Regions from separate parts of the Mus musculus genome. Here regions 1, 2, 3, 4 and 5 are each linked to region 6. The links are chromatin loops, found by intact Hi-C in ENCODE. Cell type or tissue: heart. All regions are shown on one strand.

What was found. Peaks named below come from ENCODE experiments on the same cell type or tissue, not always from the same donor. Only the 100,000 strongest peaks of a DNase experiment are listed, where the experiment ranks them.
Region 1: it touches region 6 in a loop (7-fold over the local background); 41 of 42 quality-filtered maps call a loop at or near these places.
Region 2: a loop joins it to region 6, with 2.0 times the contacts of the local background. A loop is called at or near these places in 12 of 42 quality-filtered maps.
Region 3: it touches region 6 in a loop (5-fold over the local background); 41 of 42 quality-filtered maps call a loop at or near these places.
Region 4: a loop joins it to region 6, with 6 times the contacts of the local background. A loop is called at or near these places in 5 of 42 quality-filtered maps.
Region 5: a loop joins it to region 6, with 4 times the contacts of the local background. A loop is called at or near these places in 22 of 42 quality-filtered maps.

Annotation. Positions count from the first base shown.
Region 1 is chr3:84,311,198-84,316,197 of GRCm38, forward strand. No RefSeq gene overlaps it. Among named protein-coding and RNA genes, the nearest start is that of Trim2, 54 kb to the left of the region's middle. In heart, CTCF peaks have their summits at 2,023 (motif pointing left) and 3,519 (motif pointing right); DNase peaks (open chromatin) are centred at 2,034 and 3,584; H3K4me3 peaks cover 265 bases; H3K27ac peaks cover 494 bases.
Region 2 is chr3:84,226,080-84,231,079 of GRCm38, forward strand. The region is part of intron 1 of Trim2 (tripartite motif-containing 2); the gene reads right to left. Gm40078 (a long non-coding RNA gene) reads left to right here and starts at 2,871. Exons shown (of 3, transcript XR_867391.3): 1 at 2,871-3,222; 2 at 3,749-3,892. It overlaps n-TGgcc9 (a tRNA gene), which reads right to left and starts at 3,002; the gene lies at 2,932-3,002. In heart, a CTCF peak has its summit at 2,275; DNase peaks (open chromatin) are centred at 2,292, 2,642 and 3,132; H3K4me3 peaks cover 1,560 bases; H3K27ac peaks cover 920 bases.
Region 3 is chr3:84,299,940-84,304,939 of GRCm38, forward strand. It overlaps a transcript of Trim2 not described here. Among named protein-coding and RNA genes, the nearest start is that of Trim2, 43 kb to the left of the region's middle. In heart, CTCF peaks have their summits at 2,553, 2,756 and 4,524 (motif pointing left); a DNase peak (open chromatin) is centred at 4,642; H3K4me3 peaks cover 937 bases; H3K27me3 peaks cover 2,960 bases.
Region 4 is chr3:84,257,727-84,262,726 of GRCm38, forward strand. It overlaps Trim2 (tripartite motif-containing 2), which reads right to left and starts at 2,053. Exons shown (of 12, transcript NM_001271727.1): 1 at 1,599-2,053. Gm40078 (a long non-coding RNA gene) reads left to right here. Exons shown (of 3, transcript XR_867391.3): 3 at 1-498. In heart, a CTCF peak has its summit at 2,160; DNase peaks (open chromatin) are centred at 1,735 and 1,915; H3K4me3 peaks cover 1,935 bases; H3K27ac peaks cover 807 bases; H3K27me3 peaks cover 2,192 bases.
Region 5 is chr3:84,540,748-84,545,747 of GRCm38, forward strand. The region is part of intron 2 of Arfip1 (ADP-ribosylation factor interacting protein 1); the gene reads right to left. Among named protein-coding and RNA genes, the nearest start is that of Gm35410, 39 kb to the right of the region's middle. In heart, a CTCF peak has its summit at 1,914 (motif pointing left); no DNase peak of the experiment used is centred here.
Region 6 is chr3:84,172,495-84,177,494 of GRCm38, forward strand. It overlaps Trim2 (tripartite motif-containing 2), which reads right to left. Exons shown (of 12, transcript NM_001271727.1): 9 at 271-439. It also overlaps the pseudogene Gm6525. Among named protein-coding and RNA genes, the nearest start is that of Mnd1, 19 kb to the left of the region's middle. In heart, no CTCF peak of the experiment used is centred here; a DNase peak (open chromatin) is centred at 2,937; H3K4me3 peaks cover 344 bases.

The sequences.
Region 1 (5,000 bases), 140 kb after region 6:
CCTGGTGTAATTGTGAAAGCTCATTGCATTCCTTATTATGCACTTTTTACTTACTATTCTATGAGGAGGGGCATACTCTGTTCTTCCTCATTCTGACTTTATTATATCTTTCTGCCAAAACAAATAAGCCATCTCCTTACACTTTCTTCCTAAAATTATTTGAATCAAGTCAGGAATTCTATAAAGTCATTAACTCATCTAAACAGCATGAATTTATGAAAGTTCATCTTTGTGTTGATCTGCAGGAAATTTGCCCAATCAGATAGGCTGATGCCCAGGAATCGTTGGGCTATGTAATAGTGTCAGGAAAGACATATCAGCAGCAAGAAGCAACCCTGGGACGAAGTCTCTGGGGCTGTGCCTCTCCAGAGTGTCTGCATCACAGCCATGCAAAATGGTGGGCCACCTCAAGGAAACTTACTTGCCATATCTTTCCTAGATGGCTTCTGCCAGTTAGTCATTTCCAGTGTTCAAGGGAATGCAGACAGACAGACAGACAGGCAGACAGATGGACAAGAAGGTTAAGTCAAATGTGAGTTCTGAGTTGAGCTGCAGTTCTCAGTGTGAATTCACGGGGCATCTATCTATCTTGTCTATGAGGAGGAATATAGAAGCAAATCATAATATTCTCCACAAAAGACAACAAGATCCTTGGACCACTGGCTAAATCCCAGCGTAAGATGAGGCTGGACCATTCTATTACACCAAATATGTGTGAGCTACCAAAGACTACCAAAGTTACATCCAAAGGATCCAGAAACCATCTCCAGAGGCTCCACTAACCAAACAAGGAACAGAGCATTAAAATACAGAGTGCCTGTCAGCAACTGCAGCCCCTCAGAGTGTCACAGTCCCATGGGTCATCTTCTGAGGGTGACCTGGAGGTATCTGCCAACTATTGCCTGTAACTAGTCTTGCCAAATTTTGTGTGCAATGAAAATGGTTATGAATTCCACTTTAGAACTTCATGTGGGACCTGCTGGGAATGGCCACAGTACCTGTGCCCCAGGAAGAGCAAATGGTGGGGTGGGACTCACCAGTCTGCTTTATCATGGTACACGGAGCTGCAGTGGGAGGTCTCACGCCCAGGCTCCCTGGGATGGCTGACCATCTTTCCCACAGGTGGGCTTTCTAAAGTGGCATTGTCTGGGTTACAGGATTTCTCACAAGCAGCCCCAGGCACCACCTCTAAGGACACAAAGCAGAATCTATATCTCTACGGGACACAGGTGTAGGTTTCATCCACCATCACCTTCACGTGCTCTACTGTTTAGAGCAGCCGTGTGCAGGCAGATTCAGTGACTGGCAAAAGCCCAACACAACAGGGAGTGTCTGTACTCCCAACCCCCACAGGAATGAATCCATTTTCTTGAAAACTACATAGTAAGAGCAAGAATCTTCTGACTCATACCACTGCGAAGTCATATCCTATGTGAGAGGTGACATTTTGTATAATTATTCTACTGATGATGGAAAATAAAGGACGAGAGCCCACAGGATCCCAGGAAGACAAGCAACTTTACCATTTTTTGCATATCAACTGGAAATTCTTTTAAAGATTTGTTTATTTTATGTATATGAGTACACTGTAGCTGTCTTCAGACACACCAGAAGAGGGCATCAGATCCCATTACAGATGGTTTGAGCCACCATGTGGTTGCTGGGAATTGAGCTCGGGACCTCTGGAAGAGCAGTCAGTGTTCTTAACCCCTGAGCCATCACACCAGCCCTCAAGTGAAATTTTAACGGAGTGAGTTTTTTAAATGTTAAAGTCAGTACTTTTTTCCCTCTATTGCTGGGAATTGACCCCAGGGCCTCGCACATGCTAGATGAATGAACCATTACCAAGATATATCCTCAAACACCAAATGGCGAAATTCAGATATCACCGTTCTGAAGACCTCCCGGGAATAAATAATGAATCTAGCCTTCCAGCATCAACAGTTGATGGCTTCAGAGACAATTAGCTTGATGTGCTACGAGTGGAAGGATATGGCGCCATCTAGTGTCCTGTATAGGGATCAAGCATGCATCTGTTCCAACCCCTGAGGTGCAGGAAATGATGAAATACGGAGGAAGACCAAGACACTAAGAAACTGACCAGTGACCCCTGTGGGTCACTGAGTTGTTCTCTGGGTTCTTTAAGGAATTTCTAAGACCTTCTTGGGCAACTTGGAGAGACCCTGTCTCAGAATAAAAAGTGACAGAGGGATCGGAGATATACCGGGGTGGTACAGTACTTTCCTAACATGTGTGTGGCCCTGGGTCCAAATCACAGTTTTAAAACAAAACAAAACAAAACAAAACAAAACAAAACAAAACAAAACACAGAAAGGGCAGGGCTGGAAAGGAACCAACTGGAAAGATACAGTGTGAAGTTACACGAAATGGAGTGGTACAAGCTGAACTATAGATAAGGCTTGCACATGCGGGCGACAAAATGATCGAGAAACAAGGAAGTGGCCTGCAGTCTGCGTCAGGAGAGACCCCTGCCAGAGGAAAGTGGCAGCTTGAAGACGACCCTGGCAGGAGAGGGGTCTCTAGCTCTTTACTAGTGATGTTGCTCGGCGCACTTGCTGTGTGATTACTCGCAGCATCCTACATTGGGGGATTTCTAGGTTGTCTCTTACAGTGAACCAGACTCTGCGACCTCATTTGCTTCCCGCCACTCTTATCCACTTCTAGAGTCCAGCCAAGAACTTAGCATGGTGACTGTTGGGTCTGGTGACCTGCGAGCTGAAAAGGTCACCAATAAACCTGAGGAGAGCAGACACCTACCAGGTCCTTACTAAGTGTCCAACACTTAACATGGAGCCTCGCTCCTGAGGCGTTCCCTCTGGGAAGACTGTGAGAGACACACTTCATCTTTGACCAGGAGCTGTTAGGGCTGTGAAGGAGATTGCCTGGGGTGTTTTGTAACATGTGTGAATACCTAAAACAGCAGTATGGCTTGGCATTTACAGCAAGTGCTTACCCTATAGAGATTCAAAAGAGCCAGCTGTCTTTATGGAAAGGTCTCCCTCTTCCCCTCCTTTTCACCCTCCCCTCCCTTTCCCCTCCCCCTCCCCTCCCCCCCCCCCCCATTTGTTGAGACAGTATTTCTCTCTATAGTCCTAGCTGTCTTGGAATCCACTCTGTAGACCAGTCTGGCCTCAAACTCAGAGATCAGCCTGTCTCTGCCTCCTGAGTGCTACAAATAAAGCATGCCAGATAAGGGCTTTACATCCAACACACACACACACACACACACACACACACACACACACACACACACACACACACACGGGGTTGGGGGGTGGACTATAATATAAAGCTATAACTTCTTAGGAAACACTATTAAGTAATAGACTCCCTGACCCAAAGTTCCAAATCAAGTCATTTTTCTTAACATAAAAGTTTGTTCTCTGCGTTCAGAGAACATCAAACTTCCTTCTGTGTTCTCTGCCAAGAATATTTAAATATAAGGCCCTTTAGGAAATCTGACATGTACTGAATCTGAGATTAGTGCATTGTCCACAAGAGGGCACTAGTTCTCCAGGATGCTCAAAAAAATCATCTGGCCACAGTGTAGCAGCCAAGAACAAAAGCAGCTAACTCAGCGGTCCAAACTGAGCAGAGAGAAGTATAGTCACAAAACTCAAAAGAAACTTAACATTCAAGCGCTGCCTCCCCTATCTTCATGATCCGGCTGCAGCCTGCCACAGACGTGCTCAGTCAACCCCAGCGTGTGCATGCCTGCATGCAAGTGAGCTGAATATAAAATGAAGTCAGATACTTGAAAGCATATGGTTACTTGTTTCAAAGATACTGTATGCCTGGCATGGGGATTCCACCCTGATGTCTGAAGACTCAGCACTCCAATCTGCATGAATTTCTTCCCAGAATGGCAGGCAGAGGGCCAGCTTGAGCCTGACACAAATCCTGTTTGATGGAGATTCCACCCTAGCTTGTCCCGGCACGGGGCCCGGCTTCCTTTTTTAAAGTTTATTTTTGTTTACCAATGAAGACACACCTCATCCACTCAAGTAGCCCCACCCAAGTTTAATCAGATGGCTTTCACGGTCCATCTTTTAAGAAACAGCAAACACCCAGTAATGCAAAGACAGCAAGATCTCCCAAGAGGAGCACTCTCATGCCAGGAAACTCAAGCCTCTTGTTTACTTACTGGGTTTGAAGATTCTGCTATCAACAGTGTCTTAGTTCTGTGTTTCTTTCTTGCAGCAAGCAGTAGTACTCCAGTCTCCCCAGAGGCAGCTTAGGTGGGGCTAAGTGCCACCCCCCCCCCCAGCCCCCACACACTCCTTGTACCAAAGCAGAAGACAGCAGCTTTGGTCAGCAGAGATAATGCATTATAGCACATGATAAAGACCCAGAAACAGACAAATAATCAGGTCACCCAGTTTGCCAAAGCTTTGCTGCTGGGCTGCTGGGTTTCTTAGGGCTGCTCTCACTGTATTACACATTTAATTCGGCATGCCTGTCCAGAGGATATTTTTAGATGCAATTACCTAAAGAGCTTTCGAGTTCTGGAGTATTATCTGCATGGGTATCTCTTGGCCTAAGGAACCTAAAGTATTAAATGAAGTGAGTCTCCTTTAAAGACACCAGGGCATTGGGAAAAGGCTACCTGCATATGGGTACGTGCTTTGGGCATCCTTTCTGATGAAGAGGTATCTCAGGCAAGCGTGGTTCTGCCTCCCCTCTCCCAGCAGAGTCACCCCTTCCCAGGATTAGGAGGGAGACCCATGGAAGGGTGCCTACTGTACATCACTGTACACACGGGCTACCTGGCCGAGCAGGGCTGTCTTGGTTCCCTGTCTTTTAGACCATGAGTCTAGGCTGAGACACACAGACCCCAATACATCCCCCACACAGCAGAGTCATGCTGTTCCCCTGAGCACAGCTTTCAAGCACTTCAGTTACTTCTTGTTACAATATAGCTCCTGAATTTTCATCCTGGGCCCTTTATAGACCGGCAGGTTGTGGGATCTGAGGTGCTG
Region 2 (5,000 bases), 54 kb after region 6:
CCCCCAAACCTTGCATTTCTGTCAGGAGTGACCTTTGAGTTCATGATACCTTTCCCACGGTGACTCATGTTGAGCAGACAACAAAAACTTGAGTCCAACATCCTACACAGAAAGGCGTTTCTGTTGGTCTGAACGATGGAACTGAGGCTGCTTTCTTTCATGGGTGCTTCTGAGCTGTCCGCTCTCATCACCCAGCATTAGCCTGGTAGCCAGCTCCTCTATAATTTGTGGATTTCATCATCTTATTTTCATAACTGAAAAGTGTGTCTTCCTACCTGAGTCTTTAGGGATCTTTCTATTTTCCTAAATTGGGGGCTTGTGGTTTGACTGTCTTAGCTATGCATCATCTCAGGATCCTGGAGTGTAATTTGTGGAAGCTAGGACACAGGTTCATTTAGATCACGTGAGTTTGCCCTTATACTATTTTTACTTACAACAGTCAGTCCCTGAGACTGCAGTGTCAAAGCCCCACAGAGAAAATAAACAAGAGAAATATACTCATTCATAGTGCCAGAGGCCAGACATCTGAAACCAAGGTGCTGACAAGGTCAGGTTCCCAGGGAAGCCATCAGAGGAGCGTCCTTCCAGTTCTGGTACCCATTCATGTCCTCCTGCTTATAGAGGCAACACTCCAGTCATGCTACACGTTCTTACATAACTACCGTATGTCTCTGTCTCCACATGGCATTTTCTCCATGCCTCTTTGTTCAGCGGAGAAACCAGTCACATCGCATTAGGAACTGCTCTGAGTACGGCCTCATCGTAAATGGTTTATGCATGCGAAGATTCCATTTCCAAATGAGGTATCAAGGGTTAGGGCCTCAATGCATTTTGAGGGGAGGGGACACAATTCGATCTGTAATATCTGCATTGGGTAAAGGGATAACATGGAGCAAAAGTTGACGAAGGCTAGTCTGAGTGTCACCTGAGTCTGTCTCCCCCCCCCCACACACACACATCCTTCCCTTACAATTCTAGAGTTTAAGTTCAACGGGAAGCGCTGTGTTTGCCTTGTTTGTGTTGAGCAGTGGTGGACATGTGAGTTTGTAACACAACTAAGAAGACAGGTGACTGGGCTGGAGAGATGGCTCAGCAGTTAAGAACACTGGCTACTCTTTCAGAGGTCCTGAGTTCCTTTCCCAAAAAACCCTAAAAAACTTTAGGGCTGGTGAGATGGCCCACTGGTTAAAAGCACTAGCTGTTCTTCCAGTGATGCTGAGTTCAATTCCCAGCACTTATCACAATCTGTAAAGGGGTCTGATGGTATGCAGGTGTACATGGAGACAGAAGAAAAAAAGAAGAAAAGAGACAGATGATTGGTGGGAAATGGGCTCTGAGTTTCTGTGCACCTTGGCTCTCTTTGCATACGGCAGAGTAAGCAAACATACAATTGATATCAAAGTGCTCTTTGGTTTTGTCATTGTTGGCTGTGTATAATTCTAAGCTGAATGTCTCCTTCCCACACTTGGAATGGGATCTCCTGGTATTAAGTGATAACTCTGGATCCCTGGCTATATCCTGGCTGGGCCACAGCTCCACGGGTAAAGGGCTTCCCTAGCAAGCATGAGGCCTGACTTTGGTCCCTCAAAAAACATGTTTAAAAAAACCCAAAAACACCAGTCATGACAGCTTGTATTTGTTATTCCACTGCTGAAGAAGTCAAGAGGGCCTGAGTTTTGCTGCCAGCCAGCCTAGCCTCCTTGGCTGGGTTTCAGGCCAACAAGAAGATTCTGTCTCAAAAAAACCAAGGTGGTGGCATCTGAAGGACAGCTGAGGTTGTCCTCTAGCTCGCACAGGCACGGGCACATGTGCGTTTGGAAACAAGTACGGAAGGTTTATCCTTGGCAACATTAACGTTAACATCAGAGGCTATCAAACTTCTCATTTTAAACGTCAAATTCGACGTAGTACAAGTCCCTGAAGCAGTGCAGGGTTGAAGCCTGAAGCCCTTTTTTTTTCTTTTTCCTTTCCTTTCCTTTCTTTTTTCTTTCCTTTCTTTTCTTTTTTCCTCTCCTTTCCTTTCCTTTTTCCCTCCCCTCCCCTCCCCTCCCCTCCCCTCCCCTCCCCTCCCCTCCCCTCCCCTCCTCTCCTTTCCTTTCCTTTCCTTCTCATTAGACATTTTCTTTATTTACATTTCAAATGTTATCCCCTTTCCTGGTTTCCCCTCCGAAAACCCCCTATCAAGCAAGGGCTCTAATGCTGGCCTGGTGGTCCTACCTAGCAACCACGTGGGGGCAACTGACCTCACCCAGAGGTGCAGCCAAGCCCAGAGTGCCCGCTGGAGGGGGTAGGTGGGTGACTGGGTGCATGGCTACTCGTGCCTGGCTGTGCGCCCTTCTTTCTCTTAAGGAAATTCTTTTCATGCGGTCCACACAATAAAGTACATTTACACCAGAGTGGAGATCTGGTCCGTGGAGATCAGAAAGAAGCTGGCACGCATTCCTCCGTACTAAGCAACCAATCCCTAAAAAAAACAAAACAAAACCCCAAAACACAAACAAAACAAAAAAACAAGAAAAAGCCCAAATCAAATCAAAACCAAACCAAACCAAACCAAACCAAACCAAACCAAAAACGCCATCAGAACAATCTCAGCTTGCAGCCGCCCCAGGAACTTCCTGGTTCTGCATAGCCACGCCTCCCGTTACTATGGTAATGGGTCCCTCCCCCCTCCCCTCCGAAAGCCAACCTTGCTTCAGCTAAAACGTGTAGGCAAGCGTTCTCCTCCTTGATACTGATGGCTTTGCTTATAGAATTTCTTCCTTTCCCTCCCTCGGTAGGTCTCGTTGGCTAACCTTATTCCTCACGGTATTAAAACCTTTTTGTTGTTGTTGTTTTGTTTGTTTGTATTTTTGTTTTTGTTCTGTAGTTTTGTTTCGTTTTGGTAGTTTCATTAAAAAAAGCTTTTCAGAAAAAAAAAAAATTTAGATGTGCATTGGCCGGGAATCGAACCCGGGCCTCCCGCGTGGCAGGCGAGAATTCTACCACTGAACCACCAATGCCACTTAGTTGCTGGTGCCTTTTTATAAAACTACTGGAAGTGGCAGTGATGGGCGTTCCCGGTTCTGATGACAGCATTCTAAATTATAAGTGACTGGATTGACATCCCACAACGCATGTGCTTTGTCAGCTGACGCCCTTTCCCAGTCTTCTAGGACTCAAGCTCGGCTGCCTCCTGCCCATCCGGGTTCCAGAGTCTCAGCGGATGCTCCCGATCTTAAGGTGCTTTTCTGCAGGAAACAGGCTTGAGTTTACTGAGCACCCAATAACTCAGAGCTTTAAGCCGAAGAGGGTGATAAAATAGGCACCTTGTCTAAGGGGAATTAATTGAGAACTGGGTCTTAGTCCTCACTACTTGCCTCTTCCAGTGTGTCGTTAGAGGACAGTATCTTTCTAAGCAGTCGATGGGGTTTCAGACCCATGGAGTCTTACTGTAAATGTTTGCATGTGACTCTGATTAAGGTATGGATCAGATTCTCTCTACAGCAGGTCCCCTAATTTGGGGGATGAGTTCCTAGGTTCCTATGGATGTCTGGAACTGGACTGTAGTAAACCCTAGATGTGTTACATATTCCCGTAAATCCATGCATACCTGTGATAACTTTTACTTTGGTGATACATTTTACTTAGAAATTAGGAGCGGTAGAAGTTGACAACTGATTAAAATAGAAAACAAAAACAATAGACTGTAATCAGGATATGTGCATGTGTTGTTCTTAAAATCACTTTCTACCCTTTTACTTAACAGGAAGCGCTTCACAGTTAGTTTCTCTCGTGTGTCTAAAATAACAGCGGTGCAACTTCTGCACTTCAGGACTTTATTAAGTTAAATGAAGTGTACTTGGACACAGGCACTGAGGCACCTACTTACCAAGAGGCTGACAACTAACAGGTGGGTACCCTCAACAACAGGAATACACTAAACAAAGGGACCATTCTGAGCAGGTCAGAGCAGACAGCATGACAGTTCATCATGCCTGTCAGAACGGCACGCAGCCGTACTCCTCTGAGCCTCCATTTTCCAATTAATATAATAAGAGGATGGCGACTAATCTTGGTTGACAACTTGAAATGCCTGGGAAGAGGGACCGACACTTGGGAAATGGTCCCCATCAGATTGGCCCACGAGCATGTCTGCTGGGCGTGGTTCATGACTGCTAGTTGATGCAAGAGAGCCCAGTTGACTGTGGGCAATGCCATCCCCAGGCTGATGGGTCTAGGCTGTCTAAGAAAGACAGCTGAGCAAGCTAGAGGGAGCAAAGCAAGATGCACATAAATAAGCGCATAAGCACATAAGCTAGTGTTATTATCGAAGCCCTTAGTAGATTTATGAGTTTATTCAGGAACCTGTACTTCTGGAGCTGGGTTTATATAAGACTCAATAAACTTTTGATTATTGGAGGTAAGACTAGATTAAAGCTGGGTATGTAGCAAGCACCTCTAATCCCGGCACTCAGGAGGCTGTGGCAGAGGGATCGAGAGTACCAGTGAGCAGAGTGAGCTCTACACCGGCCTGGCCTGGGATGTGTAGGGAGATCTTGTCAAACGACAGGGTAAACAACGACAACCCTAAGAATTACATGTAACTTCTTGTTCTCATTTTAATTTCACTGAAAGCAACATATGAGAGTGGACAGGCTCATACAGAAGAGGCCTCGCTGCATACTTGACAGGACCAGGCTGGCCTCAGCCTCCACGGCTCCTTCCCACATGCTCAGCTATCTCCTCCTGACCTTGGAGGCTCCTCACATAGATTCTCAGTGCCAGACCAGCCTCAAGAAGGGAGAGAGTTTCTGTTCCCACCGCTGTTTCCTTTTTCTTTTTTAGAGAAAGCCTGGCACCAGCATCTCTCTCTCTTCCAGCCAGCAGACTTCCTGGAAAGACTGGAGGAGACCAGTTTCCCTTTGGTCTTCTTCCAGAGTCAAAGCTATGCCTTTTGATGTCCACCATAGTTTTTGCACAGGGAGCCCTCAGGACTTGTTTCCATGCCCTCTTCTGAG
Region 3 (5,000 bases), 130 kb after region 6:
AGGCATTTTTTTTTTTTTTTTTGGATAAGACCTCAAAAATACTCATGGAATCGAAGGTAAAAACAGACCAAATGAGTTTATATCAAACTAAAAACCTCTGCATCATTGTAGACATTCATGGTGTGGTGACCCCAACTGCAGAAGAGAAGAGAATATACAGATTCTTCATCTGAACTGAGTTAACGTCCAGAATATATAATGAAACTAACACCTCAATATCAAGAAACAGAGAATCTGATTTTAAAATAGAGCAAAATATTTTTGAACAGATAAGTCATTTCTAAGAAGTGGAGTCACATTTCAGGAGACCAAGTGTATAAAAGCCAGCACAAAGATGATGCCAAAAAGCGAGATTCAGACAGGGCAGTGTCCAGAATTGTACAAGATACAATTCACACTGGATTTATGAACAGAGATGAACCATAGCACCAGCAAGAGAAGAGGGTCCTGGGACCCTGAGGTGGGAGGAAAGAGACTATTACACTAAGCTAGACAAAGTGGCTGAATATAGCTGGCTTCCTTTAAAAACTATCAGCATGATAACACTGGTTAAAAAAAAACTTCTAGGAATTGTATAAAATACTTAGTTGACTATTTTCATGACTTTGCTTTTTCTTACAGGCTTTAGAATGTGTGGTCGAATCGCTTGGCAGACAAAACGGTAGTTATAACCAAGATGGCTGGTCAGATAAAGCTGGGCTACTGCGACACAGAAATGGCCAAGGAATAATAAAAAGGTGCTTAATAGCATTGATCATTAGAGAATTCAAATCAAAACCACAAGAAGATATCAACTAACCTTGGCTCAAATGTCTGTGACAAAGAGCCAAGAAGCCACACTCTGATGGGCTGAGGAGAGACTGGAATCTCTGCACATGGTTGCTGGGAATGTAAATGACTGTAGCTATGTTGGAAAACAGTACAGCATTCCTCAAAAATCTGAAAACAAGACGTGTATGATCTAAAAGTTCAACCCTGGGTAGATAGCCAACGGAAAGAAAATCAAGTAAAAAGACACCAGTACCCCATGTTTTGTACAAAATGGAATCAACCTAATTGTGCACTGACAGATGAATGGATGAAGAAAATTGTTACCTGGATAATGGGATATGCTTTGGGTATAACAAGAATAAAATCCTGTCATTCATAACAGGTTGGACCTGGAAGACCCTCAGGAAATAGGCTGAGCACAAAAAGAAAACTCTGCATGACCTCACTCACGCAGAACCTGAGACCTGACGTCCCAGAAGGAGAAAGCAGACTTTGGTCCTCAAAGACTGCGAGAGAAGAGGGGAAAGAAAACAGGGTAAGATTTGTCACTGGCAAAAAATATGTAGATGGGAGAAATAAATCCTGGTGCTCCCACAGGATGACTACAGTTAACAAGATGTATTGCATTTTAAAATGACTAGAAGAGAGGATTTCAAATGGTCCTGTCACAAAAAAATTACTAAAGCTTGAAATTATAATATGCTAATTAGCACAGCTTGATAGTTACAGAAGATAAATATGTATAAAACATTACATTATACCCCATAAATATGTATGGTTAATATATGTCAAATCAAACGGAACAGAAACAATACAGAGCCAAGTCAAAATACAAGAGCCTCGGCCCAAGGACAAGGGAGGGAGAACGCAAACAAGAGTCTTCTAGCTATCTTGAATTATTTCGCCACCCAACAAAGATGTTTCAACCTGTAAAGAGCGGGCAGCATTGTATGCTTCTTGACTAATAGAGACACAATACTTTCAATTGCTTCTGTGGCTTAGAGAAGGAAAACGTAAGATACACGTGAACTGAGACTAGATCTTATGTCGCTGACAGTACTGTTTACATACACCAGACAACCCTTGTTTCTTACCCCTTCCCATGTGCCCATTTTCCAGCCCAGGAGACGGACAGTGTCTTTCTCTTCATTTCCCAGTGCCCATGGACCATTTCCACCTCCACAGGAGGCTGCCAGGGAACTCTGTGGGGTTGAATTCAGGGAGGAGACAGAGGTGGTCAGTTTGTGAAGATCAACCTCTTTTGATTCACAGCCAGAAAAGCCTCTAGGAAACTAGAGATTGTTTCTTCATTTCAGTAATCCAGAGCTCTCAGGTCAGAAAACTATGGGCCTCCACAGAGAAAGAGGCCGGCATTTGCCAGAGCAGGCTTTATTTCTCCTTTCATAGAAATAAAGAAAGGAAGGGGAAGAGGAGGGAACGAAGCAAGCAAGCATAAACTTCAAGGATGGAAGATAGAGGTCCTGGGACAAGTGGTAGCCCACCCAACACCACCCCATGTGCCCCATGCACTGTCCTGTTCTGGGGAGACAAGGTCTGGTGAGGCTGCCCAATCTGGACTGTAAGACAGACCTGGCAGGGGCATATTGTTTGGCAAGCACGATGCACTTTTAGTTATTTTAATTAGTTGCCAATCTGTAAAGATCTAGTGGTTTCACGTTAACAAAAGCTAGACTCCTGGTTCCCTCCAGCAGAGCTGGCTAGCCTGAATGTAAGCTTCTACTGCCCTCCCCAGTTAACCCTATTAGACCATGGTTTCACTCAGCACTTGCGCCCCCTGCCTGCCCCTGCAGCGACAGACCTGGGCATCTAAGGCATGGGCAGGTGTCTGTCCATCTATTTTCTTACCCAGAGAGCTCTCACCAGGCCAGATGAGTTAAAATCTGAGCCTGGGAAATGACCTGGCCTCTGTAGAAGAGGCTGAAAGGTCCAAGGTCTGGAGCCAGGGCTGGAAGGGGCTAAGGTGAAAGTGGTTAACAACTTATTTTCTTCTAGATGCTCTGTGGCAGTGAATGGCACCATTTTATAGTCCCTTTGTTGGAGCCAATCAGGGTCTGATTTACCTATCTCCCTAGCTCTACCCCCATTTGGCAGTAACTAACTTACTTCTCTTTCCCTAGAACAGCTTTGATGTCTTGGCTCTTCACTGTTTGGACTGACCCATTCTCAACGCCCTACACTTTACCCACATTTTCCATTCCAGATCAGGGAACACTGGGAATAGCACCCTTTTTTTTTTTTTTATCTCACCATTAAATTTAATAGAAAGGCTTGATTTGGCTTCTACGTCATTCTTCATACCTCAGAGCCACATTGGTTGCTTTTCACGGCACATTCACTTAGTCACAATCTGATTTTAATTAACAAAGAACTGAGAAACCACACCATGGGGTGAAGATCGAGATTTAGTGAAAATTCAAGCACCAAATACCAAGCCTCACTTTGGGACCAGGACCATAATCCCATATGTAAAATTAAAGGATCTATATAGTCCATAATATGTATCCATAATGGATTTAGTTTCCTACCTATAGACTAATTTATAATCAGTTGAGTTTCTAAGCTACGTTTGGATGAGGCTTTTCTGAGTGTTAAAGTGCCCGCCACCCCTTTCTGCTTGCTTTCTCCTCCTGTCTGGCTTGCTCTTATTAAATCAACCCTCAAAGGTCAGGCTGACAAAAGCCACTCAGCCAGGAAATAGAATCGGAAGAACAGCCCAAACCTTGGCGTGTCTCTTACGCAGGTCTGGAGATCACTTTGCTGTGACCTGGCTGTGCCTGAGAAGACACAGACCTGAAAGTTCCAGCACTTGTTCATAGCTGGCTTCGCCAACTGGCACTAGTCTTGATCTGTAGAACCTTTTAGAGAAGGCCATGTCTTCTATGTCCCACACCCCGGGACGCTGCATACTGGACACGAGAAATCACAGGCGAACAAAAGCAAGCCTTGCACAGAGACCTCAGGAGACTGGGACAGACAAAACCACAGGCTTCTGGGCCAATGGGGACACCCCAGTATCTGAACAAGGCATTTGGGGGGGAGGGGCACTGGTCTGTGTTGAGCATTTCTTGGAACCCTTTAGGGAAAGCCAAATTCCTCAAGAGATACCTAGACCTCAGAGAAGACTTGCATTTTTTTGCCAGATGTGTAAAGTTCAAAATCTCCAAAATTAAATAAAATACTAAATTGTACAATAAGGTTTCCACTAGCAAGCAATGGCAACATCAAACAAAACCCACGGCACCTTTTCACAAGATTCGTAATTTGAGGAGAAGGAGGGAATTGGGGTCTTTTCTTTTGTCTCTAGTCTCCAAATATATGCTTGCCCTGGAAGAACAAGCACCGTGTGCAGGAAAGGAAGAAATCAGCGTGAAGCCTGGCAGAGAGGCTTGAAGTCTCAGAACTCTGAAATCCCCCTGGGATCCAGACCCAGGGGCAGTGAGCCTGTTGCCCAGCGAGGTGGCTTCAGGGAGGACCGCGACAATCCCTATGCAGTGCACAAAGATCCCCACGGACAGGAGGGCATAAGCTATTTCTCATTGCTGTGAGACAACCCTAAAGGCTCATCGCCTTTCCCAAGTGGCTGGACAGGACTGTGCACCTCGGCTTCCTAGGCCCAGGGTTCTTTTGTGTTGGGTTCGAACACAGGAGCAGTCCTCCTGCGATGCGCTTAAGTCCCTCCCGCAGCTGCCAGGGCTGAAGCTTGCTCGCGCCACCTCCAGGCTAGGCTTGGTGACTTGGGTCCCCTTACCTCACTCCCGCAGCCTGATCCCTCACCCATCGCTCTCTAAAGCTTCCAGTAGAGAAGCCGGAAACATTCCAAGCCTGTCGCCTGCCCTGGGCGAGGTGGCAGATACTCACGTTTCAAGTGTTTGCCAAAGTGCCCGAACTCTGGTCACCAACCAGAACCACGAGGAAGATCTAAGTGGCTGTTTTGCAGGCAGCGAGAAAGATCAAGCAGATGGCCAGCAGGCAGCCCCGTATTTTACTCGAGCTCCCCCAAAATGCTTCTCGGTGCCGCCAACGCAGCTGCCAGGTTTAATAACTGTGTCAGACAGCCCGCCCCTCCCCTCACGGGGGCGCCGCAGATGACAGGCGGGAGACCCAGTCGGCGCCTTGTGCTACAGTCTCCCAGCCTTGGCCACAGTAAAGATTGCACGGGGGACACATGACACCATGGTTCAAATGCCAAAGAATCGTCAAAAAACCTC
Region 4 (5,000 bases), 85 kb after region 6:
TATGAGAAGTTCTCTCTACCTGTATTTCAGTATAAAATAGAAACTACAATCTCACCAAATAATAATCCACACAAGCCACCAGTAACGGGATGATATAAGAATAATTAAAGGTATGGATGCCATGTTTGTTTTTTTTGACACAGTACAATTTATATACATGGAGAGTTTTCTAGGAAAATAAAGGTAAGGTTTGAGTAAACGTTCTCAGAAGATACTGACAGGGCACATTTTCACTGAAACAAACATTGATAATGACAGTTGATGGCCCCATGTATGCCGCAATCCAAAATGAGGTCATGGTAACTGAGTGAAATAGAATTCTGCAAATGAGGGAGGGAAGAAAGGGGAGACCGTATTTACCCAAGGGAGAAGGGAGGCAGGGCCTGCTTCTCTTTAATTGATCTTTAATCATTATATGAGCCTATGTTTGAACAGGACGGGAATGTAGTGCATATCATAAAAAGTCTATAAAATGCTTTCTGTCTTGGTTCAAGGCCGTGGTGGGCCAAGTGCTCTGAATCACTCCTGCTCTTCTGTTGCTTGGAGTTGAAGCGCCCATGCTGGCTCTGTTAAGGGTGAAATGGAGTGGAAATCTGAAACTGGAGGTCATATAAAATCCAGCACAGTAACTCCCGCCCCCAGGAAGGAATCTGGAAGTACTTGTTATGCTGTACTGAGCTTATAACTATATTTCAAGAATACAGATGTGAAGGTTAAGCTCCATCTTAGAAGGAAAAACAAACCAACCAACCCTGAGCGGGCGCGGGGGGGGGGGCGGGCATAGATATGCAAACTGTCACAAGAACAACCTCTCATGTATATCCTAGCGTGTAGCCTAATCTTTAGACTCTCAGAACTTCAAATGCTGTTAAATGTACTATCTAAAAAGCATTTGAGAGGTGGGGCCGTAACTTATCAGTTCAGCCGAGCATTAATTCCCCAGAACCTCAAAATAAATAAATACGTGTCCCGTTCCCCCTCCCCCCCACACACACACTAGAATTAAAAAGTATTTGAATCTAACGCTATCTGTGCCCTAATTCGATTAAGGAGTTGCAGAAAATAAGTCAGTTGCTCCCTGGAATCGATTAGATTACAAATGGGGAAATGTCTGGGGTTCGCGGAATGCTTTGCATCTGACAAGCATTTTTGGGACAAGCTTCCTCCCCACCCCCAATCCTTTACATCTTGACAGCAGCATGCAGATTTTTCAGCATCAATCAAAAAGCCCAGAAAGGCAACATCTCCACCTTTTAATAAACCAGACGTGCAGCGTGAGCTTGGCCAGAGGGTAAGCGTGAAAACTAATAGACAGGAATCTAGCTGAGTAGTTCCTTCAAAGAGAAAGAACATTTTTTTGTTTGTTTATTTTTGGAAGAAAAAGAAATGGGGTTGGGGGTGGGGGTGGGAAGAGGACACCTTTCCAAGCTTTAAGATTATAGAGTCGCTTTCTACTCCAGGGTCAAATGACTTTGCAAGCGTTCCTTGCAGGTCAGGGTCTGCAGAGGGTCCGTGAGATTCCGGGAACAGTGCTGGCGGGCTGACAGCTCCGAAAAACCGCCCGCGCCCCTCACGCCCCCACCCCCAGGGACACTTACCGCGACCCTCGCGGCTGCTGCTCGCACCCGGATCTCTGGCGGCCGCGGACCCCGGTATCCCGGCTCCCGCCGCACGCGGCCTCACGGTCACACGGCTCGCTCGCGGGACACGATCTGAGCGGCGGGCTCGGCAGAGAGGACGGACGCGAGGAGCGGAGCTGGCCTCGCGGGCCGCGCCGGGGCCTTCCCTCCGTGTCGTCTGTACCAAACAGCTCCTCTCTGGGTCACTTCCATTCTGTGCTCAGTCCCAGAGCGGCGAGACATCTGCTTTCCATAAGCCTCGCGCAGAGGCAAATCCTGGATTAGATGCCAGAGCCCACGGTACAGCTGATCCGCGCACAAAGAGCCGCGGACAAACACGCAAGTTGGTGCCCGGTTCCAGAACGATTCGGATGACTCAGGCGGCCGCAGCCGGGATGCGCCAATCCGCGGCTGGCTGGGTTTTCAGGTCTACTGCGGAAAACTCTCTCTCTCTCACACACACACACCCGCCCGCCCACCCCACGAAAGCACGCTCTGTCCCTGCAGGGGAAGTGACTTCAGCTGTACCGGGCTGAGCGAGCTCGACGCAGCCTGCCTCCACCGCCGGGCGTTCGGTATTGAAAGCACACACTGCTGACCGTGACAAGGGGAAAAGCTTTGCTTTAATTCCAATTCACGAGTCAGTTATGATACAGTCAGCGCTGAAAAGGATGAGGAAGTGCTGTCTTTGCAAATTGATTTTTCATTCTCCCAAACAGCTGGGCAAAATTGCTGTTTCTCCGCCCCCCCCCCCCCCCCCCCCGTCCCTTCCTCACTTTGGAGTGCCTTTGACAGCGTGAAGTCGCTACTTCCTCTCAAGTGCTCTACTGTGTTGGGCTGGTTATGCTAGGGAGACTTACCAGTTCCCAACCCTGAAAAATTACAGTCAAAGAAACATAGGGTGGGGTTGGGGAGAGCACAGATGGGGCTTTTCAATCAGTCTAGAATCCAAAGACAGCTCCCCACCTCCAACCCCCACCTGCCGCCACCTCCCGGACAAGCCTTTTAAATTTTGGGCTTCTGCAGGCTCTAGAACAAAGAGGCTGGGCACTAGCTGATCCTGAATGTGGCTTTAGGGGCAGAGCAGGAGCAATGAAGACAGATAGATGCTCTATGGTGGATGGCAAAGAAGTTAGGTCACCGTGCTTGTCGTCCTAGGTAAACTGGGACCTTGGCATCTGACTAGAAACTAAAGGGACCCTCTGAGAGATTTGGAGCTGGCAAGTGATGTAATAAGATTTCCACCGCAGAAAGATAATTTCACAAGGCTACTCCAACCTAGAAAGGGGGTGGAGGTGAGTTTGAAATGAAGGGGAAAGACTCCAAAGACAGCAAGAGAGAGACTAAAATAAAATGCCCATTACAGGGGTGGGGCAAAGGTATCCTACAGAGGTCATAGCCTCCTGTCTGCCTCCTGTGGCAGGACAAGTAGAAGAAAATGAGAGAGGACCCAGAGAAGCCAGGAGTTGGGTTCAGAACGAGGTCACAGAATACAAATCAGCCACACAGATTTCTAAAGTATTTGGGACCTTCTGGCTAAGCAAGACAGGTTGGGCAGGTGTGTGGTTAGACAGCGAAGGTAAATACAGAGTAGAGAAAAACGGTTTGTATTGGTGTGTTGCATCTGTCAAAACAAAGTACCTGGAAGTGAGGAGATTAAATAACAGAAATAAATTGCCTCACAGCCTGGGAGCCTGCAGCCAGTGTGATGGGAGGAGCTTACTCCAGGAAGGACCCCTGGTTCCTTGGCTAGCGGCATTGTAAGCACTTATTTTCCCTGGCTCGCCGTGACCAGATGTCCGCCTCTTTTTGTAAAACGCTAGCCATATTAGGTTAGGGGCCCACCATACTCCAGAATTACTGCACTTCACTAATTACATCTGTCCTCAGGTGTCAGTCAGTTTTCTATCACGATATCAAGATGCTTAAAATAATCATTTTAAAATGAGGAAAGGTTTCTCTTGGTTCTGTTTCAGAGACATGATGATGGGAACATGACAAAGGAAACTGATTCACCGATGGGTGGTCAGGGAACTAGGAGAGTGACATGTACAGACTGTGCTTCCAAAATTCCCTTCAAGGGCAGGGGCCTACAACCGAACTCTGTCCTACCAGGCCCAGCTTCTGAAGTCACACACTCCTGCACTTGACAGTAGTATTGCAGACTGGGGTGAGGCTAGGGGAACAAGCCTTCAACATTCGGACATTTTGAGAAGTCTAAGATCTAACGGCATTTTACTTCTATCTTGTAATGGGAAATCACCTTCTTCCCATAAAAATGTCCCATTCTGAGGTATGGGGGCAGGGCTTAAGGCTTCAACGTAGGAATTTGGGGAAAACAATCGAACTCATAAGATTCACCCACTGTGAGCAGAGTCACATCAGAGGACAGAGAGGAGAAAAGCCACTGTGGGCAAGCAGGCAGCGCCTTGGGTGCAAACGGTGAGAAAGAGGATCAGAAAATACAAGAGGGTTTTATTAAATTTCAGACACACACACACCAACTCGTCTGATCATGTCTTCTATTTAACGCTGCCTGGGAACTTTTATTATTTTTTCCCCTAAAGTGTTTCTATTCTATATGAATCTATCACATACCACGTAACACATGGGCAGAGGCTCAAAGTGCCAGCGGCTGCCATGAACACACACACAGCACAGGTTTGACAGCCTCCCCGTTTAATTCTACTTACTTAGTCCTGATGCCAAGTCTGAAGGACAACAGCTGCCCCTCTTCTTCTAGACTCCTCCCTCCCCATGCTACCCTTCTGTCTTAGTGCCAACGCCCCTTGGGCCCTTGCTGTGAGATAGATGCCACTGTAACCTTTGGATCATCTTCAATGCGATCCACAAAGCTTTGACACAGGTTAGAAAACAACAAACACATAGGAGGTAGAATGTAGTTCTGGTCTCTGTTTCTTTAAGGCTTTCCATGTTATCTCACGGAGCTGACGATAGAAGCCAGGGCCTTGTACACACTAGGCAGGTGCCCTACCATGAGGTGTAGCCCCAACTCTCCTCACACAGCTTTTCATTTGGAATTAGGGTGGGGAGGGGGGGCAGGAGTTGCTATATTGTCCAGTCTTGTCTCCAACCCACCCTGGCTCAAGCAATCCTCCTGCACCTCCCGCGTAGCTGGGTGGGACTCAGACATGTGCTACTGAGTTCCAGCTCTTCAATCTTACACCTTACTCCAAAACAATACATGTGGAATTCTTTATCCCAAAAGCCACCATCGGAGGGTTAGCTGGCCTCCTGGGGGACTCTCTAGTATTCAATTCATGTCCAGAAGGGTGAAATTCTTTTGGGAATCATTGAGGAAGCTTGTGAAGTGGGAAGGGATGTTCTGAGACCCCTGGCAGGGACTGGTATTACAAGGCC
Region 5 (5,000 bases), 370 kb after region 6:
CTCACAATCCTTCTGCCTCCACAGTGTGAGGACTTAATGTGTGTGCCACCATGTTCAGCTCAGATACAACCTTCTAAAATGGGAATGTGGTTGAGACAGATAACCATTTTTATACCATTTTGTGGCTGCACTGCCTGTAAAATAAGCTAGTACTTTAACATGACTTTTTTTTACAGGGTCTACTTATCTTTCTAGTGTCATTTCTCATCATACACTTTAGGCCCACACCTCCAACACTCATATTCATTCATTCATTCATTCACATTCTCTCTCTCTTTCTCTCTCTCTGTCTCTCACTCACGTGCGCTCGCGCGAGTGCACACACACACACACACACTTTGGCAGGTGAACTGTAAATAATATGGTCTTTATACCTCCTTTAGATTCTTTACTGGTACTCTTTGAGGGGGACAGTCTTCATCCTTCTTCATCTGTCTAGCTCTTAGTTTGATCAGTAATTCCTCAGGCAATTATGTCCTCCACATACCAGCATGCTTTATTTGACCAAGTCTATCATTTTCCACATGTCATTTAAAAACAACAAAGACTGCTTATACACAAAAGCAAACAACAGCCCAAGCAGCACAAGTAAGGATAAAAATGTAGTCAATCTAAACGTGGAGTACCTCTCCCCTACCTCCAGGTTCTAGGCCAGCTCTCACAAAACAATGTGCTCATTCACAAAACATTTATGAAATGAAAGCCTCTATTACACACCAAACAGTTTTGCCAGGCATGAAAATAAGGAAATGAATGAAAATTCCTGCCCCTCACTGAAATTACAGCCATGTCACACAGGCTTCAGGAATAGCTTACACAATCCTAGGAGCTATGTCTGAGCTTCCAGGCTCCTCTGCCTGTCGTAAAATAAAGTAGTGAGAGACAAAGGTCTCTAACATGTTCCTACTCAAACAGTGCTTTGTAATTAAGTCCTAATGATCCTGGATTATAACTCCCTAAAGTTAATAGGAAGTTTTGATAGTTTGCTATATGTATGCAATTTCTAAGGAGTTCAGAGCTGGGAAACACCTAATCTATGTACTTTTGTTCTGGACATTCCACAGGAAAAGTTCCATTTCCACAATATCTAATGAAGTAATTTCCCTAACCTGACAATCACAGCTAAACTAACAAGAAGACACAACCATGTGTAACTTGTGCTTGCTTCTCTTTAACTCAAGCTACAACTTGCCAACATCTAGTTACTATTTAAGAAACGAGACAACAACATCCATCACATTTCATTTTGCTTTCTATTTCTGTTGTTTTGGGGACAGTCTCATGTTGTCCAGTCAGCCTTGAACTTACTGTGTAGCTGAGAATGACCCTGAGCCTCTGGCCTCTGGCCCATAAGCAAAGGACTGGCAGATTTATACCACTTTACCCAATTGCTCTTTAGTAATTGTTAATAGCATCCATTGTAAATCACATACAGCTCAAAACTAGAGAGTAACTTTATATCTGTGAAGATTAAACTTTAAAGAACAAAAATTGTTTTACTTAGAAAATAACAGCATCTTTGCTGAGGATGGTGGAGGCCCGTGATAGCAAGCTCCCTGCCTTGCTCATCTCTAGAGTTGCATATAGGAGCAAGGACTGCAGTGCTGGTGCAGTTCTAGTCTAAGCATGTTCATTATAATCTCTACAGAGATGTGAATGCAGAGGATGGCCTCTCAGAACAAAACACAATCTGTACATAAAACCAGAGACACTGAAACTTATAGAGGAGAAAGTAGGGAAAAGCCTCGAAGATATGGGTACAGGGGAAAAATTCCTGAATAGAACAGCAATGGCTTGTGCTGTAAGATCGAGAATTGATAAATGGGACCTCATAAAACTGAGAAACCAAAATACCAACTTCAACAGGTGTTACAGTTTCATTGCTTGTGCCACAGTGACACCAGCTGGCCAACCAAATCATTGCAACCCAGTAATATATCATGTTCACGTGAGACTTTATAATTTTATAGTGACTGTACTGGCTGGTTTTATGTGTCAACTTGACACAAGCTAGAGTTATCATAGAGAAAGGAGCCTCAGTTGAGAAAAAGTCTGTATGAGATCCAGCTGTAAGGCATTTTCCCTTAGTGATTGGGGATTGGGGAGAGGGTCCAGTCCACTGTGAGTGGTGTTATCTATCCCTGGGTCCTGGGTTCTACAAGAAGGCAGGATGAGCAAGCCAGGGGAAGCAAGCCAGTAAGCAGCACCCCTCCATGGCCTCTGCATCAGCTCCTGCCTCCAAGTTCCTGCCCTGTGTGAGTTCCTGTCCTGACCTCCTTTGGTGATGAACAGCAATGTGGAAGTGTAAGCTGAATAAAGCCTTTCCTCCCCAACTTGCTCGCAGCAATAGAAACCCTGACAAAGACAGTGACTGTTATGCAAAGGCAAGAAAAAAGTACAAGATTCTAAATGAACAGCCATGAAGGAAGAAGTATGCATGTATCTATGAAATCTGTTCAGGAATCCTGCCCCCATGAGACTGCTTTGCTGTTCTATAAACATCTATAGTCTAACACCAGGCAATGCATTTGACTCTTTCTTTCTAAAATTTCACTTTTATTAAAATATTTGGGGTTAAACACAATTTCCCGTCATTAACTAGGAAAACGAAATGAGAAGGCAACTAACATTTAGGTTAGCATAGGCCTGATAGATCTTAAGTATAAATACACTGTAAACCGTCAAAAGATGGTTTGAAATATTGTGTCCACTCTTGAGAAAGGCACCCAACTAAAGTTAATTTTCACTAAAAGGTATCAAATGTCTAAGAGACCCCGACGCGCTGACTACCCTGACTGGGTAGGAGCTCCAGCGAGCATCACGGTGCTGGGCTTCTGCATGGGAGGAGGGCGGACGCTCTGGCGGAGGATAGTACTGCATCTTCAGGAATATTCAGGAGGAATATTCAGGAGGATAGTACTGCATCTTCAGGAATAGTGCCACTGATTTTAAAACTACATGCTCAATGTGGAGAGGGCTCCGAGACAACCATCTTTTTCCTTTCTTTGCCTTCTAAGATGAAGTGAAATAACATTGGAGGACAATACCCAAAAGGAGAATTTGATACTAATGAAGAATAAATGTGCAGATAAGCAAGTTACTTAACTAGCTTTGACTGCATAAGCAAAGCACTTTCTATAAGTGATACTCACAAGCAAGACTCTGAAGACCCATTAAAGGATTTAATGTACAAAGTAACCCTGAGGAAATACACTGGAGCAATGTGCTGCCAGATATCCAGGTTGGAATTGGTAGTTTTGCCCAATTTCATTATTAGAGTGAGATAGCGTGGTGTTGTTTTAAGGAGATACCAAGAAATAAAGCAGAGTTCAAATCCAAAACCATGTATAAATAACCTAGTTTAATAAAATAGCAAAAGCTCTTAGTGAAAGAAAAGTACCCCATTTATTTAAAATTTTACAGACAGGGTTTCTCTGTGTAGCCCTGGCTGTCCTGGAACTCACTTTGTAGACCAGGCTGGCCTCGAACTCAGAAATCCGCCTGCCTCTGCCTCCCGAGTTCTGGGATTAAAGACGTGCACCACCACGCCTGGCTACAATACTTTTAATATATATTGTACTTTAAGAGCATAAAGTCTCACAGAAAATCAGATGTATTAATATATTGAAGTTAGTTCTGCCTCCCACAGCCATGCTCCCAGAAATAAGACTCAGACTCAAAATATATTTACAAATACCTTGGCCATAAAGCTAGGCTCTTCTCTGAGTAGATCATAACTAAAGATAAGCCATTTATTTTAACCTACATTCTGCCACATGGCTGGTTCCCTGAGATCAGGTCCCATGCATCAGACCCATCACATGAAGATGGCCCATCTCCCGCCTGGCTCTCCCCCAGAGAAATGGATAATATCATGCTACCTCTATAAGAACAGCTAAGGAGGAATTATACATCAACTGTGAGGAACTATCTGAGATGCTGAAAGCTAGAGCTCTCCATCACCGCTAGTGGAAACTGTCAACATCTGTGTACTTATGACCTGCACACTTCACTTCTGTCCCTCGCAGTTGACAAACATCTGTACAGGTGTGGGAAGGCAATTGTATTCATAATGGACAAGGACTAGACACATCCTAACTGTCCACCGGCCAAAAACAGATTACAAACAGAAAACTATAATACAAGTCAAAGAACAAGCAACAGTGCAAGTGAGTCTCGGATTTAGTCAAAGTGAGTTCACAACACCCAAACTGTACAATCCCACTGACAATCAAAGGGACAGTAAAAAGCAGTCCAGTGGCTATACATGCTCGCATATCTTGTACTTGGGGACTGAGGTCACAAGTTTGAGGACAGCCTAGGCTACATAAGAAGACCCTGCCTCAAAACAACAAACCAACTAACCAACCAAATACATACATACATAATCAATCAATCAATCAATCAATCAATCAATCAAGGCAGGTTTACACTGGTGGCATCCTACCTCACCCCGCCCCCGGAAAGGGGGAAGCATATTGCTTAGCAACAGGCAATGAGTGAATGGTCTGAGTTCCTGGAAATGTACTGAGTCCTTAGTCAGTGGTGTTCACACTGGAGCTTTCCCTGTGTGTAAGCCAGACTCTAATAACAAGAAGTTTTAAGAAAGAGAATAGGCTGTGGTGATCTTTCCAACACTAAACCTAATTTCAATTTTTTATTTTACTTTTTGCACTGAGTTTGTTGAGCACACTCCACCACTGAGATAATGCCTAACATCCTTTGAATATAGTGCATTTTCAGTGAACACAGGTCTTCTACTTTCATTAGCTATTTTTGTTGTTTGTTTCTGTTGAGACAGAATCTTAATCTGTAGGCCATGCTGGCCTATAACTTTCTATGTAAATAAGGTAGCATAGAACTTGCAGCAATCCTTCTGGATCTGCTCCCAAGCGCTGGGATGATTCACCTTCAGATAGGCTTTAAGGATATCAATTCTCTTGCAGTAGGTATTTTTTTCATTGCTGTATCTCCAGTGCCTTGTGTAGTACACAGCAGCT
Region 6 (5,000 bases):
GCCGCACTTTCAACTGAACCTTCTCAGGACAACTGAGAAGTGTCTTCATTGCTTGCTTCATTGCCGCTTCTGCTCTGGCTCCACCCCCAGCACGCCTACTGCTCTGGCTCCACCCCTGGCACGCCCCCTGCTCTGGCCCCACCCCTCGTACGCCCCCTAAAGATGGCACGCACACTGGGGGACTGGGCACCTTCAACATGCTCAGACATCATGCAAATGTGAGCAGAAGAAGCACAAAGAAGGGAGTTCACATATTACCATCGAGTGTACCTGCAAACTGCCTGTCCCCGTTTCCTCGGCTACCAAACCTGGTGACTATTTTCCCGTTGGGCTGGAAGATAAACACACAGCACGCCTTGTTGTCCACCACAATAATGTGCCCATTGCGGTCCACAGAAACTCCTTTGGGCCCCATCAGTTTTCCTGATCCAATTTTTGTCTGTTAGAAGCAAGTACAGAAATATACATCAAAGTTCAAAGCATTCCAGAAACCAACCTGAAGCTAGTTAGTTGTCTTAGGAAAACATTGGCTGAAATGTTATCTCTGTCCCAGAAAAATGGCTCTACCATATTCAGCATCTGCTACAGACATTTATATAAAAGCTTTATTTTTAAGGCATTTGCCACCAAATTTGGACCACAGTGCCCTTCTAAACAGACACTTGATGAAAGAGTACAAGGTCTAGAGAGAGATCTTGCTCCTGCCTGTCACTTGCTTTGAGCACACCGGAAACTACATTTCATACTCAGCACTAAAATCCTGGGCAAACTGGAGTTCCGGGAAGAAACGCTAGACACCAGACTCTGTAGCCTAGGAAGTGGAGCGTCAGTGGTGGCAAAAGGAATGTTTACCTTTTATTTTATACTTTTCACGTATTTTTAAAGCCTATTTGTATGAGCTTTTAAATTAAAAACTAATCCCCACTAATTACGTTTCATACATTCTGCTATGAAGCCCTCTCCTACCATATTAGCACTGGCAGATAGAAATCTGTGAGCTACAGATATACATTTTAATTTTTTAGAGTTATTTATATTACTTTATGTGCATGAGTATTTTGCCTATGTGTATGTCTGGGTATCATGTGTGTGCTTGGTGAACTTAGAGGTCGGAAGAAGACATCGAATCCCCTGGAACTGGAATTACAGATGGTTGTGAGCTACAAACGTGGGTGCTGGCTTCTCTACAAAATCAACAAAAGCTTCATCCACTGGACAATCTCTCCAACCTCCCACATATGTACTCTTCATTTCCTAATGCAGATGGAGTTTCTCCAAGTAGAACTTCTTGTGTGACTCTTTATTCTTTTAAGTCTACAAATGACGGAGATTCAGGTGTGATTGCCTTCAAGCAGAGAGACACAATTACATAGAAAGGGAAACATCTTGTCTTAGGCCAGGGAATCTCTTGTGCAAGTTTGATTCTGATGCTGCAATGAAGCCCACGGATCAAAGAGGCTCTAACATAATGGCATGTAAGGAAATCGCTAACCTCTTTCAAGTCTAAAAGGAAGGTATCACGAGAGATCAAAAGGAGAGCTGGCGCTCCGCTCATTAACCGCCTAATACACTACTACTTAACGTTACAAACATCAGTAGTTACTCAGAATGACTCAACCATATGATACCAAGTGGATAATTATCTAGAATGAAAACAGAAGCCAAAGGATTATCTTAGTTCTACTACAGGATGCCCGGATGCCGGCTAGGGCAGATCTACAAGCACAACTTAAAGCTGAAAAACAATGTTGCTTTCTCCCTCCACTATTGTGTCCACTTCAGAAGCACTGAATTCTACAAAGTGAAATAAGAAGCCACACATTTGGCCTCACCGTGTTACCCCCACTATCTTAGACTAGTAAGAAACATATTTCAGATATGTTGGAGACAGTTAAACAAGAGCATTTAACTCAACAAACAGCTTTCATGCTGAAGAGGGAAACGTTGAGACATTTTAGAATAGTAGCCATAAAGGTCGCCATGTTTGTGTTTCATATGTATATGGTTTTTTTTTTTAATTTTAATGTTTTTCTGATTACAAAAGGTTCCCAGCTGGTCTGGAAGATATAAGCCATGAGGGAAGATGAAAGGGAAGACATAAAAGGAGGCAGGGGAGGATGACTACTCGACTACACACCAGATGTCTATAAAAAACGGTAGTAAAGATGCTACACATCTGAGATGGTCAGGAGCAAGTATAAAGACCATGTTGGATCTCCTATAAACTTCCATTGCTGCTCTAGCATCTCTCTTTCCAAGCTGATAGTGCTCCTGCGAACATGGTGAACGTGCCTAAGACCCGCCAGACATTCTGCAAGAAATGTGGGAAGCACCAATCCCACAAGGTGACACAGTATAAGAAGGGCAAGGACTCTTTGTATGCCCAGGGAAAGCGGCGCTATGACAGGAAACAGAGTGGCTATGGTGGGCAGACTAAGCCTATTTTCCGCAAAAAGGCTAAAACTACAAAGAAAATTGTGCTGAGACTAGAGAGCGTAGAGCCCAACTGCAGATCTAAGAGGATGCTGGCTAGGAAGAGATGCGAGCATTTTGAATTGGGAGGCGACAAGAAGAGAAAGGGCCAAGTGATCCAGTTCTAAGCCGATTTTGTTATGAAGACAATAAAATCTTGACCATTCAACCCCTTTGATTACAATTGTTCTTTTGGGAGGGAATAAATTAAAAGCTTTCAGAAATTATATATATATATAAAAAAAGACCATGTTGGGGTAAAAGAGAAGTCAGCTGCACTGTTGCGTTCACTGTCTCATTAAAAGAGCAAAGCAGCAATCTTCTGATACTCAATTGTAGCCTGCACACCTGGGTGAACTTTTTACAGTACTCGAGTGCTCTCATATGCTCTTTTTACCTTAATGGGGTCTAACCAACATCTATCCTAACGAGGTTCTTGCTGCAACAGGCAATATCCTTCTCCATCCTCTGGGGGGCAGGAGTGCTCCAAGGTCTTTGCACTCCACAGTGTCTACAGCACTTGTGACCAACAGAGCCCAACTTTAGGATTTCAGTTCTTCCAAGTATTTATTATGTGTATGGAACTATCAAGTCATGAGTGTAAAATATGTCATTCAGGGAGCCATTCTCTCTCTCAGCTAGCAAACTCTTGCTCAATATGCAAAAGCTGCTTGCTGTTGTATTTGCTCCCAAAGGTACAGATGGCTAATTTTTTTTTTTTTTTTTTTTTTTTGGCCAAAGTCTAAGACAAGCATAAGCAGGTTGTCTCCAAACTAGAGTTCTTCTAGAGGACAGCAAACAGTTTTTCTCCGTGTTCCTACCAGAGTTGTCACGGTTGGGTGTTGGAAGATACAGAACATGAGAGCTTCCTGTACCTGTGGCCGTTATATGGAGCTGTCAGGTTCTAGCGGAACAAAAAGATGCACTATCACACTGTTAAAGGAGACAGCCCTTTATTTTCTTAGATTGAAAAGGTACTGCCTCACATAAAGCAAGGGCTCTAATCTGAGAGTAAAAAAAAAAAAAAATGTAAAACCCATCTCATCTCATAAATGCCATCTTGTAAATACCATGAGGTAACCATGACAACCTAAAGCCTTCCAGTGCCTTCGATCAATGAGAAAGGTTCCAGAATGAATTAGGAAAACACACCCCAAACCCTCAGAGAAGGAAGTAATGTGGTGGCAACTAAACACCTTCATTCAGCCATGAAGCCCAAGTCTCAGCTGCTCACACAAACTTTATGTTATGCAAATGATCACAAGAGGCATGGAGAAAAACATTTCTTAGATGAGGCCCATGTAAAAATTCAGAAATAAATTTCATTTAATTTGTACTCAAATCCTGTGAGATAGATGTTTTTAAACACCGAATTTTAAATACTCAGAGAAATGATGGGATTTTCCCAAAGACCAAAAGTTAGTAAAGCCCAGAAGTAGGATTCCAGGAGTCGATCTGAGTTAACATTCATGTTGTCGAATAAATCAGAAGCCTTCGGTAGGCTGGGCGAAGAACAGCATGATCATAGTGCATGTGGTCTTCCAAAAGACCTTTGACCCAGTCAGTGCCTCATAGGCCTGTGAGTAACGGTGACTCTTTGGTAAGACCTGACAGGAGAATCCCCTGGGCTCCTCTCGTCCCTGATAACTTGGGAAGAAGCAGAAGCTGTCACGGTTGGATCTTGAATCTACACAAAGTCCCGGATGCCAAAGGCCTAGTCCTCACTGCCACTGGGAGGCCGTAGGGTCCCGCGGAAGAAAGGGAGGTCACAGGGGCACAGCCCTAAAGGAGGCTGTGGGACTCTCTTCACTTCCTGCTTGCTCTGCTTTCCTAAGCCATGGGCTCAGTGGTTCCCTCTACCCTGTGCTTCCCTTTGCCACAGAACCAAAGCACAAGGGCCAAGTGGCTGTGGACTGAAGCCTTCAACGTTGTCTCCTGACAGAATCCCGGAGTATAGGTGAACTGGCTTTGTCCCTATCTAACCGGCCTCCATTTTCTTTTCCTTCTTAGTTCTATGTGACATTCATTAATGTTGCCTTTCCAAGTTATAGCAAATAATTTACAACCAATTTAAAAGCTCTTGTGCCTCAGGCCTTTCCCTCAGTATGCCTGTGTATGCTTTAAATGTAGGAAATGTGCACTATAATGCTGTTTCTCCCAGGCTTTCCACCCCATCACAGGCTGAGCAAGTAACAAAACCTTGTGACAGTCTGCAAATTAACTTGGGAATAACAAATTGCCTCTTTATAACCCTTTGCAAGAGTTTTTTTTTTTTTTTTTTTTTTTTTTTTTTTTTTTTTTACTCAAATTAAGGCAATCAATATCGTTTCCTGATAAGCGAGATTTTTGAAGCAAACAAGCTTTATGAAATAAATGACACTTATATATGCATGTATGTGCATGCATGTATGTGTATATGTATATACATGTATGTGTGCATATGCATAGGTATGTTTACACATGTATATGTACCTATATGTGTCCATATGTGTATGAGAGAGAGAACAAGTTTATAAAATTATCACAGT